2 separate regions of the Homo sapiens genome follow, and region 2 is linked to region 1. A link is a loop called in an ENCODE intact Hi-C map of the cell type or tissue named here. Cell type or tissue: heart right ventricle. All regions are shown on one strand. Links, peaks and the distances in the headings refer to the core of each region. The heading gives the core; the rest is flanking DNA.

Evidence for each region. Hi-C counts contacts between places; a loop is a spot of excess contacts. Peaks named below come from ENCODE experiments on the same cell type or tissue, not always from the same donor. Only the 100,000 strongest peaks of a DNase experiment are listed, where the experiment ranks them.
Region 2: it touches region 1 in a loop (2.5-fold over the local background); 7 of 110 quality-filtered maps call a loop at or near these places.

The regions. Positions count from the first base shown.
Region 1 is chr11:86,601,949-86,612,730 of GRCh38, forward strand. All of the region lies in intron 2 of ME3 (malic enzyme 3), which reads right to left. Among named protein-coding and RNA genes, the nearest start is that of ME3, 65 kb to the right of the region's middle. In heart right ventricle, for the core only: CTCF peaks have their summits at 5,036 and 6,613 (motif pointing left); a DNase peak (open chromatin) is centred at 6,643; H3K4me3 peaks cover 347 bases; H3K27ac peaks cover 1,928 bases.
Region 2 is chr11:86,546,375-86,557,156 of GRCh38, forward strand. It overlaps ME3 (malic enzyme 3), which reads right to left. Exons shown (of 15, transcript NM_001161586.3): 4 at 10,179-10,328. Among named protein-coding and RNA genes, the nearest start is that of ME3, 120 kb to the right of the region's middle. In heart right ventricle, for the core only: no CTCF peak of the experiment used is centred there; no DNase peak of the experiment used is centred there; H3K27ac peaks cover 3,412 bases.

The DNA of each region.
Region 1 (10,782 bases), core at 4,579-8,578:
TATCTCAAAATAATAAGAGCTATCTATGACAAACCCACAGCCAATATCATACTGAATGGGCAAAAACTGGAAGCATTCCCTTTGAAAACTGGCACAAGACAGGGATGCCCTCTCTCACCACTCCTATTCAACATAGTGTTGGAAGTTCTGGCCAGGGCAATTAGGCAGGAGAAGGAAATAAAGGGTATTCGGTTAGGAAAAGAGGAAGTCAAATTGTCCCTGTTTGCAGATGACATGATTGTATATCTAGAAAACCCCATTGTCTCAGCCCAAAATCTCCTTAAGCTGATAGGCAACTTCTGCAAAGTCTCAGGATACAAAATCAATGTACAAAAATCACAAGCATTCTTATACACCAATAACAGACAAACAGAGAGCCAAATCGTGAGTCAACTCCCATTCACAGTTGCTTCAAAGAGAATAAAATACTTATGAATCCAACTTACAAGGGACAAGAAGGACCTCTTCAAGGAGAACTACAAACCACTGCTCAATGAAATAAAAGAGGATACAAACAAATGGAAGAACATTCTATGCTCATGGGTAGGAAGAATCAATATCGTGAAAATGGCCATACTGCCCAAGGTAATTTATAGATTCAATGCCATCCCCATCAAGCTACCAATGACTTTCTTCAGAGAATTGGAAAAAACTACTTTAAAGTTCATATGGAACCAAAAAAGAGCCCGCATCAGTAAGTCAATCCTAAGCCAAAAGAACAAAGCTGGAGGCATCACACTACCTGACTTCAAACTATACTGCAAGGCTACAGTAACCAAAACAGCATGGGAACCAAAACAGAGATATAGACCAATGGAACAGAACAGAGCACTCAGAAATAACGCCACATATCTACAACTATCTGATCTTTGACAAACCTGAGAAAAACAAGCAATGGGGAAAGGATTCCCTATTTAATAAATGGTGCTGGGAAAACTGGCTAGCCATATGTAGAAAGCTGAAACTGGATCCTTTCCTTACACCTTATACAAAAATTAATTCAAGGTGGATTAAAGACTTAAACGTTAGACCTAAAACCATAAAAACCCTAGAAGAAAACCTAGGCATTACTTCAGGACATAGGCATGGGCAAGGACTTCATGTCTAAAACACCAAAAGCAATGGCAACAAAAGCTAAAATTGACAAGTGGTATCTAATTAAACTAAAGAGCTTCAGCACAGCAAAAGAAACTACCATCAGAGTGAACAGGCAGCCTACAAAATGGGAGAAAATTTTCGCAACCTACTCATCTGACAAAGGGCTAATATCCAGAATCTACAATGAACTCAAACAAATTTACAAGAAAAAAACAAACAACCCCATCAAAAAGTGGGCAAAGGATATGAACAGACACTTCTCAAAAGAAGACATTTATGCAGCCAAAAGACACATGAAAAAATGCTCATCATCACTAGCCATCAGAGAAATGCAAATCAAAACCACAATGAGATACCATCTCACACCAGTTAGAATGGCAATCATTAAAAAGTCAGGAAACAACAAGTGCTGGAGAGGATGTGGAGAAATAGGAACACTTTTACACGGTGGGACTGTAAACTAGTTCAACCCCTGTGGAAGACAGTGTGGCGATTCCTCAGGGATCTAGAACTAGAAATACCATTTGACCCAGCCATCCCATTACTGGGTATATACCCAAAGGACTATAAATCATGCTGCTATAAAGACACATGCATACATATGTTTATTGCGGCACTATTCACAATAGCAAAGACTTGGAACCAACCCAAATGTCCAACAATGATAGACTAGATTAAGAAAATGTGGCACATATACACCATGGAATACTATGCAGCCATAAAAAATGATGTGTTCATGTCCTTTGTAGGGGCATGGATGAAACTGGAAATCATCATTCTCAGTAAACTATCACAAGGACAAAAAACCAAGCACCGCATGTTCTCACTCATAGATGGGAATTGAACAATGAGAACACATGGACACAGGAAGGGGAAAATCACACTCTGGGGACTGTTGTGGGGTGGGGGGAGGGGGGAGGGATAGCATTAGGAGATATGCCTAATGCTAAATGATGAGTTAATGGGTGCAGCACACCAACGTGGCACATGTATACATATGTAAGTAACTGGCACATTGTGCACATGTACCCTAAAACTTAAAGTATAATAATAAAAAAAAAAGTTAAAAAAAAAAAGTTGTCAATAGATAGGAGTGTCTGGGTTGTGATAAGAAGTTGTAGAGACCAAAGTTTCATCATGCAGATGAAGCCTCCAGACTTCAGAGAGAACAGGCTGTAAATGTTTCTTATTAGGTTTAAGGTCTGTGTTGGTGTTAAAGCTGGAGGGGCAAAATGGGGCATGTCCAGCCCCCATTTCCTGTCGGGTCATGAACCAGTCTTTCAGGTTAAATTTTAGAATGCCCTGGTTAAGGAGGGAGTCCATTCAGATGGTTGTGGGGTGAGGTGGAGGGCTTCAAATTTTATTTTTGGTTTACACTACATAGGGTTGTCTCTTACAAGAAAAAAAAGAACAAAAAGATTCCCTCCATCCATATAACCATTGCTCCCTACATGTTATAACTGCTTGTTCTGTTGAGAAACAACTGAAAACTGGATAAAGGTAGAGAATTTATAAATGAAATACAGTAAACATAAATAAGCATATAAAATGATATAAATGTAAATAGCTTTACATAGGTTTATATCTATAACTCAATTTAGTCTTCTCAACAAATTAATGAGGCAGATATTATTATTTTCATTTTATAGATCAGGGAACTGAGGTATAGAAAGTGTGAGTAATTTGGGAGGCAGCTGACACAGTAGTTTGAGTAGACAAACTTCTAGGTTAGAAATTACGTCTTAATAGACAGTTAAGAAAATTATTAGTTACAGTAAGTTAAGTTGAATTAATCCATTGTATCTTATATGTTTTAATTTAAAATTAACCATTTTAAAGTGAATGATTTAATAACATTTAGTGCATTCACAATGGTTTCAATCACCACCTCTATCTAGTTCCAAAATATTTTTATTACCCTAAAAAGAAATGCACCACTCATTAAGCAGTTGCTCCCCATTTCTCCTATTCCCTAAGCTCTGAGCAATCACCAGTCTTTCTGTCTCTATAGATTTCACTATTCTGGATATTTCATACAAACGGAATCATAACGTATGTGAATTTTTATGTACAGCTTCTTTCACTTAACACAATGTTTTTGAGGTTCATCCATGTTGTATCATGTATCAGTACTTCATTGCTTTTTATGCCTGATTAATATTCTATTGTATATACATACTGCAAATTATTTATCCATTCATTTGCTGATAGTCAAGACCCCAGGCCTACTGTGCCAATATGATTTCCAACCTATGCCACCGGTTCCTCCTCAGGGCATCTGCACATGCTGTTCACAATTAGAAGGCTGGATGTGCTTCTGAGTCATGGGGACTTTGACTTAAGAACCTGTGACCAGGTATTGGTCCTGAAAAGCATTTTAGAGGTGTCATATTGAAAAAATTATTCTGGTTTTAGAAGACTTTTGCTGGGGGCTCAGCTTTGCCACCAAAAACTGCTTAATTTAGCATAAGGCCAGTCTGTTTGGACATTAGCTATCTCATGTATTCAGAGTGCCTTCTAGCCATGACAATCTATGACCTGGCATTTTCTGTATGAACAAGTATTTTTTGTTGAATTACATCGAAGTCAATGATCCTTAAAATAGTCATTAATCATTGAAGTTTTTTATTTTAGGCTCTGTTTAACGTTATTTAAAATCTTTGTAACAACCCTTTAAAATAGATTTTTTAAAAATCACACCCATTTTACAGATGGAATGGACAACTAACTTCCCTGAGTCATACAGTCAGAGGGGGAGGGTTAGAGCTCAAACCCAGACAGCCTCATTCCAAACACCAGTTTTTTTTCCACTTTAAACCCCTGCCTCCAGGACACTCTTTCAATTATTTTCTGTTCTCTAAGTTTGCCTACCCCCAACCTCACCCCAAGTCCCATGGGCCTCCCACAAGTGCCCAGAAAAATCTGACTATTTCTCCACTACAGCCATTTTCTAAAAGCTTCTGGAGGCTGTGTGCATCCCTTCTAGTGAAGTATCTGGGAGTTCACCCTGTGTTGCAGAGAGAAGACTCCACCCCTCCTCCCTCCCCAAAGCTACCACAGCTTACTTGAGAATAACAACAATATCATGTGACCCTTACATAGCAATGGTCAATTTATCCATTGATCTCTACTATATAATGGGATTGTGACAGCAATTTTGTAAGTTGGATGAGGATTAATTTTATAAATGAGAATACTGAGGCTCGGAGAGGTCACCTGTGATGGTCACATACCTGGCTCCATGTACACTATTTCCCTCCTGGGCCTTTGCCATACTGTGCTGAGCTGCAGTTGGGGAAATATCTCAGGGACGTGCCTCATCAGGGTAGTCTGTTGTGGACAGCAGAGAGATGGGTGCGTCTCTGGCCACTTAGAGCCACACACACAAGTGCCACTCAGAACACTGGCCCTGACCCTAAAGAATCAATTAGTGGTCTGCCTGCAGCGAAGCTGTTTTCAGGGCCCTTTTAGTGCTCTCACATTCCACCAGGTATCCCCCTTGGCCCCATGAGCTTGACAGTCTTCCAAAATATTTCTGACAACCCCAGTGAGTGATGTTCACCAGATGCTGATCAGGACTCATGTTCTTACATGGGCATAATGGGAAAATCCTTCATTGCATACTGGGAAGTGACCAATAGTCCATGGTGCTTATAACTCTCCCAGTACAGAAAAGTGGAGGAATTTCAGTGGAGGGATGTGGTGTCTTTGGTTGGTTGATTGGTATTGATTTAGATGTTATTTGTCTTGAAAATCTGGCTGTGGGTTAACTAATGCTTACCCTTCCTGTTTTAATCATTCCTACTTCTTTTTCTAATCCATGTGTCACCAGGAGAAACAAATGTAAATATGTGAGGTTGCTGTTTTCAGCAAATTCATTCAGGATTCAATGCCAAACTAGGCTTTTCCTGAAAACCAACAACAAGCACCAACAGGAGGAGATAGAGTTACATTTCTTGTAAACCAACAGCCTGATTTTCATTGACACATTGTGGGTTTTGTTATTGTTGTTGTTGTCACTGTTGTTGATCTGGATAGAGGTACAGGCTTATTTTCATAGCTGAGTTTATGACTAAGTGCAGCACTGCTTCCTGAAACAATTCCATCAACTTAACACATTCACAGCCATGAAGAAATCTACCAATCTGTTCTCTCCTCTGAGTGATCTTTCTAACTTGCAAATGTGATGGTGCTACTTCTTATTTGGGATATCCTGGCTGTAACTGGGATATTTCAGACATACTGGCGGGGCTGAACTTTAACTCCTCTCATCCTTCAATGTTCTCAGGCATGCAAAATTTTCCCTAACCCCTTTCTCCCTCCCTTTTCCCACCATACTCATTGGTGGTCATTTCTTCCTCTCTGATTCATAGCCCCATATACATACAATGAGTTGAGAGGCATAGTTTTTTTTTTTTTTTTTTTTTAAACTTCAGGGGAAAATATCCAAATAGAGCCTGGTGAATATCATCAGAAAAAAGGCAAACTAGGAGAGTAAGTCCTTCCTGTAAAGTCTTGCAGAATCTTAGAGTGGGAGGGGACTTAAGAGGGAAGGTACTTCCCACTCCCTTCTGCAATCTCTTTGATAGATGGTTTTTGTTGTTTTTTTTCAGCTTCCAATAGATCACATCTAGAGATAGGGAAGTCGGTGTTTTTTTTAAAAGAAATATATATATATATATATTATATACACATATTTTACATTGAGCAAAAGTTGATCTCGCAGTGAACTCTCTTATACGTCCTTGGTCGGACTCTGGAGCCATGCAGAATACGCCTACTCCCCGTTCGACATGATAGACCTTCAGATATTGGGGGGGCACTTATCTGCCTTTTGACCTTCAGAAACAGAATGGGGCCCTGGAATCATTCTTTCTGGCATGTTGGGACACAGATCATGCCATGTCTCCCCTGGGTGCCAGAAGTACCTATGAGGTATTTCCCACATGCTTGGCACCAGGCTACTGTTTGGGGAGAAAGTAAATACATTTTATTTCAGAATTGATTAATTTAAACATAAGCAGCATACTCCTTAATATAAGGTTACAATGCAAAAGAAACCAAAAAACAAAGCCAGAAAAATCCAGAAGGTAATTCTTAGAGAGACAGGGAAGGTTCCAAACATTTTTAAATGGATCTAGCAGATTAAAGTTCAGCTGCAGCTCATTATTTATGAAATGTTATTCCTGTTTCTTGCAGAGGGAGAAAGAAGCAGCCAAGAAATACTGCCGTGTACCTCTTGAGTCCACGCACGCTTGCTTAATTTAGAAAAAATTACTAGGAGGGGCCACTATGGGGAGCTGGAGACCACTCTGTAATGAAGCCCATTTCTACTAAAACAAAGTATGCATGAGATGGAAGCAATCTGGGCAATGTTGAATCGATTCGGGGAAATGATCCCAGGATTTTTCTCTGAGGATGCACTCTCAATAGTGGATAGTGATGTTTTCAGGTGTAATTTAAATGCCGTTTTGCTCAGTCAGAGCAATGGACTCAAATTCCCTCTCAGCTCCCTCTAGAGGTTAAAGTGTGCAGCTGCTGGCAGAACTTGTGGGCTTGGAAACCTGCCCATGTCCAGAGGGCAGTCAAGATGAATACAAGGAGTTATCGGTTCTTTCTGTTAATTAGAGCAAAATCTGTTGGTTGAAAAAATTAAAAATAAAGTAAAACTTTACTATTCTCTAAATACAGTAAGGCTGAGATGAAATACATTGTGAATATGCATTCATATAGAAGAGGTAGTAACTGGTATATCAGATAATTAACTGGTATATAAGATAATTCACTGGTAAGTCTTGGTGCAATGAAGAAAGTAAAAATTCCATAATGACTTCCCAGATATACTTACTTCTAAAAAGGCACGTATTTTTTTGGATAATGGATAACAATTGACATGATCGTGATTATAGCCACCAATGATTGAGCTCTTATGTGTCAGGCACTGTGTAAACACTTTACTGGCATTTTTCTCATGTAATCTTCATAAATCCCTTTTAGATAGATTCTATAGTTAGCACCATTTTACAGACCAGGAAGCAAGAACTTAGAGAAGTTAAATCCTTCATACAAGGTCATGCAGCTGACATGTAGTGATGCCTGGATTTGAACTCAGGTTTATTCTCTTAAACACAATAAAATAGTGCTTTCTCATCAGAGGTGCAGGACTCAGCAAGATTAATGAGTAGTCCCAGGTACCCAAGTAGTAAGTGGTGCCATTAATGTGTGGTTGATTGACAGTGTATATACAGTGCCTGGTCCATCATGAATATTCAGTGAAAACCAAGTCCCTTACCCTCTGAAATGACCATGATTCTGACTACATGTGTCCTGAGTATGTCTTCCAGAGCAGAAAAAGCTCTGGGAGATAGCCTGTGCCATTTAATCTTTGCATCCTGTCACCTAGACCTGTACACTGCCTATACTGGGTGCCAAATGAATATTTGCTAAATGAATCAGTGAATGATTGAATTAGGCCTGTCTTCAAGGAGCTTACAATCTGCTATGAATCATAAGTGTGCATATATGTATGCATGCACACACACACACCCCTAACCAAACCCTAGTATACTAGTCAGAAGTGAGTTAAAACATACTGAAGAATATATATCAGCAATGCTGCACTCTTAAGCCAGAAAACTTGCCCATGTTTACAAAGACATGTACAAGAATATTGATTACAAAATTGTAATAGCAAAAAATTGGGAACAACTTAAATGTTCTTCGACATAGGCATGGAGAAGTAAGTTTCAGTTTACTGATGTGATGGAATGCTAAATAAATGGTCTAAAACCAAATGTATAAAATGGATAACTCTAGAAACACAGTAAGCAAAATTATATATAAATATAATGATAATAATAGCTAACACTTACTCAACACATTATGCACCAGGCATTTCTTTATGCGCTCTGCATTTGTTAACCCATTTAGTCCTCACAACCCTTCAAGGGTATAAACTATCATCAGACCCATCCTAGAAGTCAGGAAGTTGAGGAAGGCTACATACATTTCATATAATGTCTAACATGTTTAAACATATGCCAAAAGGCTATACTTTAAGAATGCCTCCATGTGTAGTAGAAGTGTAAAAACATGCAAGGGAATCATTAAACACCAAATTTATGACAGTGATTACATTAGGGGTGATGAAAGGAACATGACCAGAGAGATGAATAGAGGGGGCAGCAGATGTATTTATAATGTTTCATTTAAAAAACTAGATGATTGGTATATGGATATTTTTCATATTATCGTTATATTTTTTCCTGTGTCTGAAATACTTTATAATAAAGTGATCTGCAAGCAGAAACTAAATACCTTGAGACCTCAAAGGAAAGAACCATTACTCCTGATATTTCATGGAGAAAGGGGCATTTAAGTTGAGCCTAGATATTATGGGGAGGATAGTGCTAAAAATTTAGCAAATGTGGAAATCAGTGCATATGCCATGGGAGTGATGCCGTGCACAAAGGTAGAAGGTGCAGCAGCAGGAGATTCCACTTTCCATTCCAAGGCCCCTGGGAAGCCCAGCCTGAGCGACTCACATCCCTTGCTGCTCAGGGTGGCTGTGCATGCATGAATCTATTGGCACCCTGTAGTTCTCTTTTGGGCTGTGGGGTTGGGGGGTGGCTCTTGTCTTCTACTCAAAGGCAGATTGCTGCAATAGGGGGTGGCGGGGGGGCAGGGTCTGTGCTCACAAGCATGAACAATAACTGACAGAGTATTTGCTTTTGAGCTTTGGGAGAAACAATGAGGACTTGTTGCAACTCAAGACCCAGTCAGTGACTGGCTGACAACAAATAGGTGATAAGTGTTTTGCTGAACAAAACAGCACCAACTGTTGGCCAGAAAAGCCAGGCACAGTGGACGATGGCAGACAATCCAGTTGTCAGGCAGCTGTAGCACTGGGGTCTGGACAGTCTCAAACTCCAGATATCACTTCAAGCCAACCTGACTTCCTAGACAGCGTTCTGAATTTGGGTCTCAACCTCATATATATGTGAATATTATTTAGCCCTAAAGAGTGAGAGAAATCTTGCCATTTGCCAAAACATGGATGAACCTGGAGGACATTAAGTTAAGTGAAATAAACCAGACATAGAAAGACAAATGCTGCATGATCTCAGTTACTTGAGGAATATAAACAAGTTGAACTCATAACAGAAAATAGAATTGTGGTTGCCAGGGCCCGGGGTGTGGGGAAATGGGGAGATGTTGGTCAAAGGGTATAAATTTTTAATTATGAATAAAGCCTCTCCTTACAGCAGACACTTGTAAACAAAAAGAGAAAAAAAGGTGAGTAAGTTCTGAAGATCTAATGTACAGTATGGTGACTATAGTTAATAAGAATTGTATACTTGAAATTTTCTAAGAGAGTAGATCTTAAGTGTTCTCAACACAAAAAAAGGTGGGTAACTATGTGAGGTGATAGATATGTTAATTCGCGTGATTGTGGTCATCATCTCACAATGTATGTATATATATTATATATATCAAATCATCACATTGTACATCTTAAATATATACAATTTCTATTTGTCAAATATAACTCAATAAAGTGGGGGGGGGGGGAAGAAAAATGAATATCTGATTAGTGCTGTATTCAAAGGAGGGCTTTTCCTTATCATGCAATGGGAAGACTCTAGAAGTTAAGTCTGAAAACAGGGCCTTGATTGTTGGCTCTTACTATGGGTCTAGATGTTTGATCTTAGGCAATCTACTCAGCCACTCTAAACCTCAGTTTTCTCATCTGTAAAATGGGGGTATTAATAGCTACCATCTGAAAAAGTTGCTGAGAGGAACAAAGACAATACACCAATATCAACCATTTATTGGATATGCATTATGTGCCTAGTTCTATGCTCAGCACTTTGGTTTACTCTTTTTTTATTTTTAATTTTTATTTCTTCTAAAAAGAATGAGATACATGTGCAGAACATGCAGGTTTGTTACATAGGTAGACATGTGCCATGGTGGTTTGCTGCACCTATTGACCCATCCTCTAAGTTACCTTCCCTTGCCCCCCAACCCCCAACAGGACCTGGTGTGTGTTTTTCCTCTCTGTATCCATGTGTTCTAATTTTTCAACTCCCACTTATGAGTGAGAACATGTGGTGTTTGGTTTTCTGTTCCTGTGTTAGTTTGCTGAGGATGATAGCTTCCAGCTTCATCCACGTCCCTGCAAAGGACATGATCTCATTCCTTTTTATAGCCACATAGTATTCCATAGTGTGTATGTACCACATTTTCTTTATCCAGTCTATCATTGATGACCATTTGGGTTGGTTCTATGTCTTTGCTATTGTAAATAGTGCTGTAATAAACATATGTGTGCATGTGTCTTTATAGGAGAATGATTTATATTCCTTTGGGTATATATCCAGTAATGGGATTGCTGGGTCAAATGGTATTTCTGGTTCTAGATCCTTGAGGAACCGCCATACTGTCTTCCACAATGGTTGAACTAATTTACATCCCCACCAACAGTGTAAAAGTCTTCCTATTTCTCCACAGCCTCACAACCATCTATTGTTTCCAGACTTTTTAATAATTGCCATTCTGACTGGTGCGAGATGGTATCTCATTGTGGTTTTGATTTACATTTCTCTGATGATCAGTGATGTTTAGCTTTTTTTCATATGATTGTTGGCCATGTAAATGTCTTCTTTTGAGAAGTGTCTGTTC
Region 2 (10,782 bases), core at 3,670-7,669, 56 kb before region 1:
GCAGCCTACAGAATGGGAGAAAAATTTTGCAATCTATCCATCTGACAAAGGGCTAATATCCAAAAATCTATAAAGAACTTAAACAAATTTACAAGAAATAAACAGACAACCCCATCAAAAAGTGGGTGACAGATACGAACAGACACTTCTCAAAAGAAGACATTAATGCCACCAACAAAAATATGAAAAAATGCTCATCATCACTGGTCATTAGAGAAACGCAAATCAAAAGCACAATGAGATACCATCTCATGCCAGTTAGAATGGTGATCATTAAAAAGTCAGCAAACAACAGATGCTGGAGAGGATATGGAGAAATAGGAACGTTTTTACACTGTTGGTGAGAGTGTAAATTTGTTCAACCATTGTGGAAGACAGTGTGGCGATTCCTCGAAGATGTAGAACCAGAAATACAATTTGACCCAGCAATCCCATTACTGGGTATATACCCAAAGGATTATAAATCATTCCACTATAAAGACACATGCACACGTATGTTTACTGCAGCACTATTCACTATAGCAAAGACTTGGGACCAATCCAAATGCCCATCAATGATAGACTGGATAAAGAAAATGTAGCGGCCGGGCACAGTGGCTCACACCTGTAATCCCAGCACTTTGGGAGGCCCAGGCAGGCGGATCACAAGGTCAGGAGATTGAGACCATCCTGGCTAACACAGTGAAACCCCATCTCTACTAAAAATACAAAAAATTAGCCGGGTATGGTGGTGGGTGCCTGTAGTCCCAGCTACTCAGGAGGCTGAGGCAGGAGAATGGTGTGAAGCCGGGAGGCAGAGCTTGCAGTGAACCCAGATCATGCCACTGCACACTCCAGCCTGGGCGACAGAGCAAGACTCCATCTCAAAAAAAAAAAAAAAAAAAAAGAAAATGTGGCACATATGCACCATGGAATACTATGCAGCCATAAAAAGGTTAAGTTCATGTTATTTGCAGGGACATGGATGAAGCTGGAAACCATCATTCTCAGCAAACTAACACAGGAACAGAAAACCAAACACTGCATGTTCTCACTTATAAGTGGGAGTTTAACAATGAGAACACATGGACACAGGGAGGGGAACATCACACACTGGGGCCTGTCGGGCGGGTGGGGGGTTGGGGGAGTGATAGCATTAGGAGAAATACCTTATGTAGATGACGGGTTGATGGGTGCAGTAAACCACCATGGCATGTGTATACCTATGTAACAAACCTGCACGTTCTGCACATGTATCCCAGAACTTAAAGTATAATAAAATAAAATAAAAAATAATTCAAAACCAAAAACAAAAAAAATAAGAAGCCACTCTTTTTAGACAAAACTCAATGTGAGCAAACAGAACATTTAGTGCATTGTACAGGTCAATGGGAGATCAAGGTTATCTGAGGAATGGTCCACTCAACTCCTGCTTATATGTACGTATTTCCTTCTCAGGGCTAGGAAATTCTCCCCACACCTATCCTTTTGATCACCATGGCTGTGATTGCCAGGGACAAAGGAGGAAAAGGACAGAGCCAGATAAAAAAGAAACAAAAGTCAGTTTGTTTAAATTGCCAGGGAATAATGCCTTTGGCTAAAGGAAGTCAACCCAGAACATCCTGTTCTAGTTAATAAAGTTCATCTGTCTCCCATTTAAGTAAGGAAAACATAATGTCTGCATTTGTGGGGGCTGCTCAGCCATTGCCACCTTCACTCCCACCCAAACTCATGGATGGCTGAGGAGTGTCCGTCCTTTCCCCAGAGCAAGCTGCTCCTTCTGGATGCTAAAGTCCTAGGCAGGCCACATGCATTTAAGCACAAATTCACTTTTTCAGATGCAAATCTCAAAGCTTTCACTAAAAAAGTAAGCCAGTTCCCTCAGTGATTGAACTCTGTATAATTCAGACACAAAAATAAATGTTCCTTCTCTCCTCTACCTCTGTTCCAAAGTATTTCAGCAATGTGGGATCTAGATACAATTAACTTACTCCATGTGACATTCATGTCAAATAACAGCTGAACAACCTTATGCTTTGGAAGGACTCCTCCTCCTTCCACCTTCCTAAGATCTATTCCGGCATCAATTCCCAAGCCACGGCATCAAATAATCCATGACAGATTCTGGATTGCCCAGCTGGTCTTGTCTGGGAAGGTGCCCATTTGTGAATCAGAGCTCTCAGCAAAAAATGACACTTCTGCAGATAAGCCTGCAAGCTTTTTCTTGTCAGAAAATGAAAAGTATGTGTTTTCATTTACTTTTGCATTTTCCTCCCTTAAATGCCAGAAACATTAGAGGCAAATTTGTAGCCACAGTGCTCTAATCTGCAAGAAAAATGAAAGACCGTGAGGGTTGGAAGGAGCCCTGAGATCACCTACTAATATCCTCACTTTATAGATGAGGAAAGTGAGGCCCAGAAAGGGGGAGGGATTATAGGTCACGCTACTAGTTCATGACAGGAACCCATATTTCATGACTCCCAGCTCCTTCTACTAATGTACAGTGGGCCGTGGAAATGTCTTCTACTCCTGCCTCCTTCCGATGGTCTCTGTTCACTTTGCAGTGAGCTGCCTTTCACCATCCTTTTGTCCGGTGATTCTCAAAGTGTGGTCCCTGGCCAGAAGCATCAACATCACCTGGACTTCGTTGATACGTAAATTCTCTGGTCCCATCCCAGACTTGCTCAGTCTATTTTAACAAGCCCTCCAGGTGATTTTAATGCTCACTAAAGTTGAGATACTTACTTTAACCTGTTAGCTTCATCCAACCTATTCACAAGGGGATCAGATCCACCTGATTTCATAGCTCTTTTTCAGTTTGGCTGTTCTAGTTACCTAAGGCAGAAGTTCACTTAAGTTACCTCTGGAGAAAGAGTGTCTATTGTAAAGTTTTGACCAGGAACTGGAATGGAAAGCTGTCATGAACTGAGGCAGCTCTAGGGACCACTCTTTCTGTGTTTTTCCCTGTTTCTCTTCCATCTGCCCTTATCTCCTCTTTCCATAATATTCCTTTACTTCCAGGTCTATTACTTTCTGTTCCTTCTTAGCTGGCATTTGCCATTGGCCTACCACAACCTGACTCTAAAGTCTAAACCATGGTATCCTTTTTGCCTTAATTTTTCTTCCCAAGTGGAAAATTCTTTCTATATGACTGCTTTCATGTCTCATTTCAAATTCCTGAAAAGGACATTAACTGGTCCAGTGTATCTCTTGAGCCCGGCCACACGGGGTACACGGTTACCTAAATGATTAACCACCCTTGAGCCTGATGTTTGCTCCTATCTAATCTATTATTGACATCACATGAGTGGGCAGCTATTACTATTACAATGTGGGTAATTACATGAGGGAGTCAAGAGGATGAGAGTGAAACTTGGAAGTGAGACTTCTGTGTAGTGATAGGAACTTCAAGAGGAAATTGGGGAAGAGAGGAGGATGGCAGATGTAGAACTCCCCTCCCAACCCTGTGAATGAGATGAGGGGGCTTGGGTGGTGGGGCTGAACAATTTGGCTTGCTGAAGGTTGAGTTGGAGATGGAGGTTCTGTTATCTTATTATGACCTCAACCTTCAAGAGTACTTCCAGGTTGGGATGGGCTGGAAAATACGGGATGCAGATTATCAACTCCCTAAAAGTCACAGAAGATCCAAGCTGTAAAGAATTTCAGGGAACACTCAGGTCAGCAGTTCTCAGCCCTGGCTGCCCATTAGAGTCCTCTGAAGAGCTTCTGAAAGCCAGAGATGCCTGGGCTCCACTTCAGGGATTCTGATTTACAGCTCTCCAGACACGTTTAGTGCACAGCCGGGACTGAGAATTGGTGCTCTAACTAGACCCTTTTAATTTTACAGGTGGGGAAATTTAGGTTTGGCTGCATAATATTACCATGGATCACTTAAAAATCTATTTCTAACTTGTTTATAGAATTTGGGTTACTAGATCATAAAATGTTAGAGCTAGAAGAGATCACGGAAGCCATGCAGCAGAACCCTACCACTGTTACTACAGACTAATGAGCTAAGTGACTTGCCTAAGGAGTTGTAGCCAGAAAGGGGATGATTGAGGGCAAGAACCCAGATCTCCTGACTCCTAATCCAGTGCTCTCCCTATAACAGCCAAGGACAAGGGACTAAAAGGGCCAGATGAGAGGTTAACCAGAACCGGCTGCAGACCTTGTACACAGTCTACTCAAGGACGCCTTTCCAGCAGCACAGCTGAAAGTTTCGCAGCAGAGTCTGGGTGAAATTGGAATGTCAAGCAGTCTTGGCCAAAGGAATCAGTGCTTTGGTGCCCTGAGATTGGGCAGAAGGCTGGTTTGATGATGCTAGTCCTTGCTTTCTGCTTGCCTCCCAATTTTGCTGGGAGTATGTGTGTGTGTGTTTGTGTGTATTCCCAACCAACGGACACCTGGGTTGGAACTGTGTTGTGATGTGCTCAAAAACCATGCCCTGGGTGTCAGGGATCTCTCCATTTACTGGGGCAAGGTTGTCTTTGTTTTCCAGAGTGGCTTTGATCAAAGTGTTGGCATTCATTGGTCTTGTGTACAGCTGGAAATGGGCTCCAGTGGGTATTTAGGAAGCAGAGGTGTGTAATTCATGTCCCAGGGGTCCCTCTGGGTGTGTGTGCACATGCATGTGCATGTGGGGGTTGCCGGTGGGCTGGTGGAGGTGGTTGAAGACAAGAAGGTTCCAATGCAAGAAAATGAAGCATACCAGACATATTGAGCGGGAAGTAGGAAACTCCAAGGAGGTAAATGTGAACCTTAACCATATCCTCTTATGGGTATGGGGTGAGAGGGAAGAAGAGATGAAAAAGTAATACCCCTCCTTTAAGCTTATGAGGAAGTTTACAATTGATAAAGCATGTTCACATGCGTTTAGCCCTTCTGACCCTCATAATGATGCCACAAGGTGGATAGTTCCTGTGATCCGAGCTTGGAGCTGTGGAGTAGCTCCAAGGCCACATGGTATTTAGATAAGGGGGCTGAACCACTACCTCTGACTCCAGCCCAAGTGCTCTGTCCAACATGATATAGTATGTTTCCCAAGTGTGAGAGTGTGTGTGTGCACCCATGTGTGTGCCCCTCCTGGGTGCAGACTTATCTGGCAAGGGAGTTTAAGTGAAGGCCAGAATGATGTGTCATGTTTACCAGGGCCAACCAGAAGCTGGACTATGAATTCAGGAACAACACAGGAAATTGGCTCTTGGTCAGCTGTGATGTCTTAGATAAGTCAGCTTTCGTTTTCATCTCAGTGAAATAATAAGCACCTCAAGGAGTTGTTATAGGGCTCAACAATAATGCACACAAAATAGCTAGACCAGGGCCCACCATGGGAAGTACATGCATTCAATAAATGGTAACTCTTAATATCCTGTATGTATGTTATTGGCCAGTGTGCAGAAGACCACCTATTTGCAGATAAGAAAGACAGCAGCTTGGCTCAGGGCCAAGGGCTGCTGGCTTTGTCCAAATACATCTTCAGGTACTTTCCACAGAGCTTCCGACTACATAAAACCAAGTCCCACTTCCCAGCCTCACCTTTCTAACTCATCACAGCCCGATCTCTGATTCCTCACACATACTTGCTAATGATTTGCTAGTTAAGTGCAAGTACAGATGATTTCAGGTCTGAATCAAACAACAGAGTGTGGCGGTACTTCAGAGGACTGGGGTGGCCTCAGCAGGTTTACAGTGTGTATTCTTGGGTGGGGTGACTGAGTAGATGACAACTCCTGGGGTCCTGGGTCAAACAGATCACAGCTGCTGAGCTCCTACTAGGGCCAGGCCCTTTACATTTGGAATCTCATTGAATCCTCCCAAGCAGCCATGTGAATAAGTGTTATTTCCATTTCACACATGAGGAGGCTGAGGAGGTGCTAAATTAATTGTCAAAAGTCATCAGGAGCTGAGATTCAAGGCCAAGCCTGCCTGGCTTCAAAGTCCGTGCTGCTTCTACTACCTACAACCCAGCCCTCTGACAAAGACGCTCCTTTGACCAAAACTTTAGTTGGGCTCCTGAGTCCCCTCTGACTAGATCAGACATTGGGCTTCCCTCCCTGTCCTTGTAGAATCCAGTGTGAGCAAGAATCCTGCTAAGTCGGTTTGGCCAAAATCCTCCACCTGCCTTTGGTAACTTGCCACCCTTGTTATCTCAGGACCCTGGTCCGCCTTCAGCAATAATCCCATCCTGTCAATTTAACCAGAAACCCCTTATTCTTGATGTTTCCTCCTAGTAATTATCCAAGCACCGCCCCCCATGCTGTTCCTGGGTTATAAATCCCCATTTGTCCTTACTGGAGTCAGAGTTGAGTCCAATCTCTCCCTCACTGCAAGACTCCTCTGCCATAGTTCAAAATCTATCGTAGTCCTCTGCCCTCCAGCTCCTGAATAAAGTCTGCCTTACCATCTTTAACAAGTGTCATAATGTTTTCTTTCAGACCTCCATCACCCATACGGGTTGGACCCTACACCAAAGCTGGGAAATGTTAGGTCTAAAGGCGGGTGCAGCACATTGCTTGGAGCCCAGGAGGATGAGGCATGTGAAGACAGGGCTGGTCAACAGGGATGTGGCCTGGGAGAGGGAGAGTATTCACTGACACTGGACCCCATATGGCTTCCTCCCCATGCCCTTCCTCTGGGTTGAGTTCTGTCTCGGCCTCCACCCAGCCTCACCTCTGGCTTTCACCTCTTCCAGCTCACACACTAGTGACTGACCTTCATGGGGCGTTCCCTCAAGCCAGGCTCATGGAGGCGCATGCAGAGGAGTGTCAAGTGAGAGGCAGGATGAGGCAAAGGAGGCTCCACCAGAGCCCAGAACCTTCTGTGGTGCCTATCTGCCCAGAGACACTCAGGTGCCCCTGAGATACTCTTTCCCCGGTAATGAGGTGATGCAGAGCCCCAGGCAGGTTGGAGTCTCAATTTTAGCATCAGCTGGATGTAATTAGCTTTGGTGGGGGGCCAGACACCATTACAGAGGACTTCATTGTTCTTGGGAACCTGGCAGGAGTGTTTATCGTTTCAGAAACTGAGAAGGTGCTGGCTCTCTCCCTCTTGGCCTCGGGACTGTCCTCCCTTCAGATGCTAATCCACAAAGTAAGTCCAAGCCAGGTCTCAGATGAAGTTCAGGGCTTGGGTGGAGCCCAAACTTTTATTTCCCCCAGGAGCAAGGCAGGTGTGGAATCCACACCTGGAAAGCAGCCAAATGGAAACCTAGAGCAACAACTCAGAATGTCACATGTCAGATAACTTAATTGGGTAATCATCTGAAGAAGGGTTTGTGCACAACGTATTCGAGAAGTCTGAACCAAGAGTGTGAGGGACTAATCCAAGAAGATGGTTAAGTCTGCCCAAGCCTGCCTCAAGCTCACTCAGCTGCAGGCCCCCGGACCCTGCTGGATCAATTCCTCCCAGGAGAGCTCTAGAAGTGGTATCTAGCAATCCCCACCTGAGACCCCTGGGAAGTCAAACATTCCTGGAGCTGCAACGACATCCCACCCAGAATGCCCACCAGCTGTGCACAGTCCGAAACTGTAAGAGGCAGTGTAGTGTGGTGGTTGCCTGTCTACACTTTGGTTCAGATTGGCTTGGGCCCTGGCTTTGCTGGTTATAAACTATGTGTGACTTTGGGTAAGTTATTTCCCTGTGCCTCAGTTTTCCCATTTGCAATTGAGATGATAATAGGGCCTACCTCCTAGGGAGGTTGTAATCATTAAATGCATTAAGATATGTAAATTCAGTCCTGGTGGTGTCCCTGGATTCTGGAGTGGGCTCTGGAGGCAAATTCTACTTTTACAAGCCTGTTGCATATGCAAGGTCCTAACCCTTCTACTAGTTCATCTGGAACCACTGAAGCCACTACAATCTAGTTTCCATAAGAGCATATGGAGTGAGGGCTTCCACACATCCTGGCAATAGGGGCCAGAGTGGGGTAGACTTGAATTTCCATTAGATCTCAGTCAGGGGAGATGGTTAATCTTGCCTTAGGGGGATAAAGGTCCTCTTCAGGAAAAAGCTGGTTCTGGAAAAGCAAAATTGTGTATGTTTGCATAATTTTGGGTTTGGTTTCCTTCTGAAGTTAAAAGTGTTAGTTTGTTACATGTTCAATGATTCAATTTTCTTGGTAAATATTTAAACATGCATATGTATAATATGATTCTACATCTATCAATCCTTTCTCCTTTCTACAATAGTTACTGAAGAGAAATAGACACTGACATTTATCTGGTTCCAATTTTATGCCAGGTACCTGATCCACACTTCTCATTTTACCCTCATAATGATTGAGTTAGGTAGTATTGTTACCTCAATTTCATAAATGTGGAAATTAAGGCAGAGAGAGGATAAGAAAATCACCCAGGGTCAAGGAGATTAAAATTCGGGGCTGATTGCAAAGAACCAATTCTTCACACTGAGTACACAGCATTACTTTCCCAACCGAGTGACAATTACTTGCCAAGTATTGGTCTAGAATACCCAACAGATCCATCATGTTTCTTGACCCTTCAAGAAGTTTGTATTCTAGTAGAAGACAGTTATATACAAACAACTAAAAACATGAAAAACAAAAAGAAAACTATGGGATAGACGAAGTATGTGTAATGGATTTTGAGGAGGCCAAGAAAGGGGTGGTCAGTTCAGCCTGAGGGGATGGGGGAGGGCTCCGTGGAGAAGTTGACCCTTGGGGTGGGCCTTGAAGGATAACCAGAATTGTGATGAGTGGAGACCAAGGAAAGGGGAGATGCAGGAGTTTGAGGCAGACAGGACCATACGTGCCAAGGCATGGAGAAGAACATCAGTGTACTTGGGCATGGAGAACAGATCAGAGTAGTTAGAACACTGAATTTTGGAGCTGGGCTGTGACAGGCTTAGATATCTCAGACTGTTGGGCTTGATTCTTTAAGCCCTAGGGAGCTGCTAAATGCCTCAGATGAAATGCCATGAGCTGATCTGTGCAGAAAGGATCATTTCTGAGAAGGAACAGGGGAAGTACATAGAGTCCTGCATCCTTCAGAAATGTACCATCAGCTCCTAATGTCTCTACCACTATTGGTTTTGGGAATGAGAATAAGAGAACAGGAGTCTCCTTCCTGTTGCAAGAAGCATGTTGAAGACCAGAACTGTTATGGAGCCCTGGCATAGTGAGCCTCTATAGGTTTGCAAAAGCTTAGCTGTTCTGAGTGATGAGGATGTGTCTGCTGCAACAGCCAGACACACCACCATCAGGATGAGGTTTGATGTGCTATCCTTTGCCAACGGTAACAGTGGGATCCGGAAAGAAACAGGACTGGCATTGGGAACACACTGTGACCATCTTGTAATATTCAACCGAAATGCTGGCTACAAAACTAGAAGATTGTTTTTCCAAATTAAAAAAAGCTGTTTTGAATCCATGATTACATGTTCCCCATAAAACGCGTGATTTACAAACACTAACTTATAAATTCTACATAAATGTAAATTACATATCTGTGCACAGTATGTTGCATATTTACATATTTGAACGTAGACTAGAACAATGTTCCATTACATATACCAGGTAGCTCTTTTAACATTAGTGCTAGAACTATGTATTTATAATTATAAGGCACCTTGCACCAAGGACTCTACCATTTTTTCTTTTTTTTAAAACATATATTCTGAAGTCATTTTGAAAAAAAACCTGATTGCTTTAGAAAACTCCTCAAAATTCTTTGGCTCTGAGAGAAAATGGAGTGCCAAAGTTTTGTCTAATAAAATGACATTTAAAGTGGAATCTGAGTCAAGCCCAAAGGAAGATATGCTGGTTTTTCAAACATCAAAAGAATTCAGTCTTTGGTATCCAACACTCCATTATTCATTGGCCTGAATTGGCAGGAGAGCTGTTGGTACTTTGGAGGTGACCAGAGGGGGTGAGAGAAGTGACAGGTAGATAATGAGAGAAATACAACCTGAACTCTCTCTCAGGCCAACTCTGAGCATGCTGGGCATTTATTATTTGGAGGTGAAGAAGAGTCAATAAACCCTTGCTAGCTACTCTTTTCACTCATTTCTCTGCTTACGGGGTCATTTTTCTGAGCAAGTGCTTGAAATCAAATGTCTTTTTGTTGGACCACTGACCCAATCAGAGTTAGCCTCCAGAGTCCCAATATGCATGAAGGGCGGAAAGAATTTATTCCCCTCTATGAGGCAGCCCCTCCCAGAGCCCTCACTCCACGGGGGCTCACCGGGGCCTGCGGAAAGTCAGGCCATAGTGCTGACAGGCCAGCCCCACGGTAGGCGTGTACACGATTGGCATGAACTTCTCCACGTCCGAAGTCAGCACTCGGTAGAAGAGCTTCTCGTTCCGGTCTTGGAGTGTCATGAGAATGATGTACCTTGTAAAAGGAGAGAAAAAGCAAGCTGACATGTGGTAGCAGCAGGCCCTGATGCCTCTGTGGTGTGGTGCAAAGACCCAAGGCTCCTGTTCCTGCTCAGCCCGGAACATTCATGGGCAAGCCATCTGCCCTGAGCATGAGCTTCAACAGCTATGAAATGTGAAGATGACCTGCTTGTGGTGCTTATTATTATACATGGTGTAGATACTGTTCTAAATATTTTACATTAACTCCTTTAAAACTTCCAATGGCTTGTGAAGTAGGGATTATAATTCTTGCTATTTTAGAGGCAAGGAGACTCATGTAGAGAGAAATTGACTCACCCCAATTCTCATGGCGTGTGGGAATTTGAATCTAAGCAGTCTGACTCTGGAATCTGTGCTCTCAACCACTGTTCAAGATGCTTATGATATTATGTGAACATTAATGAATGACAATAGCATAATAATATTCT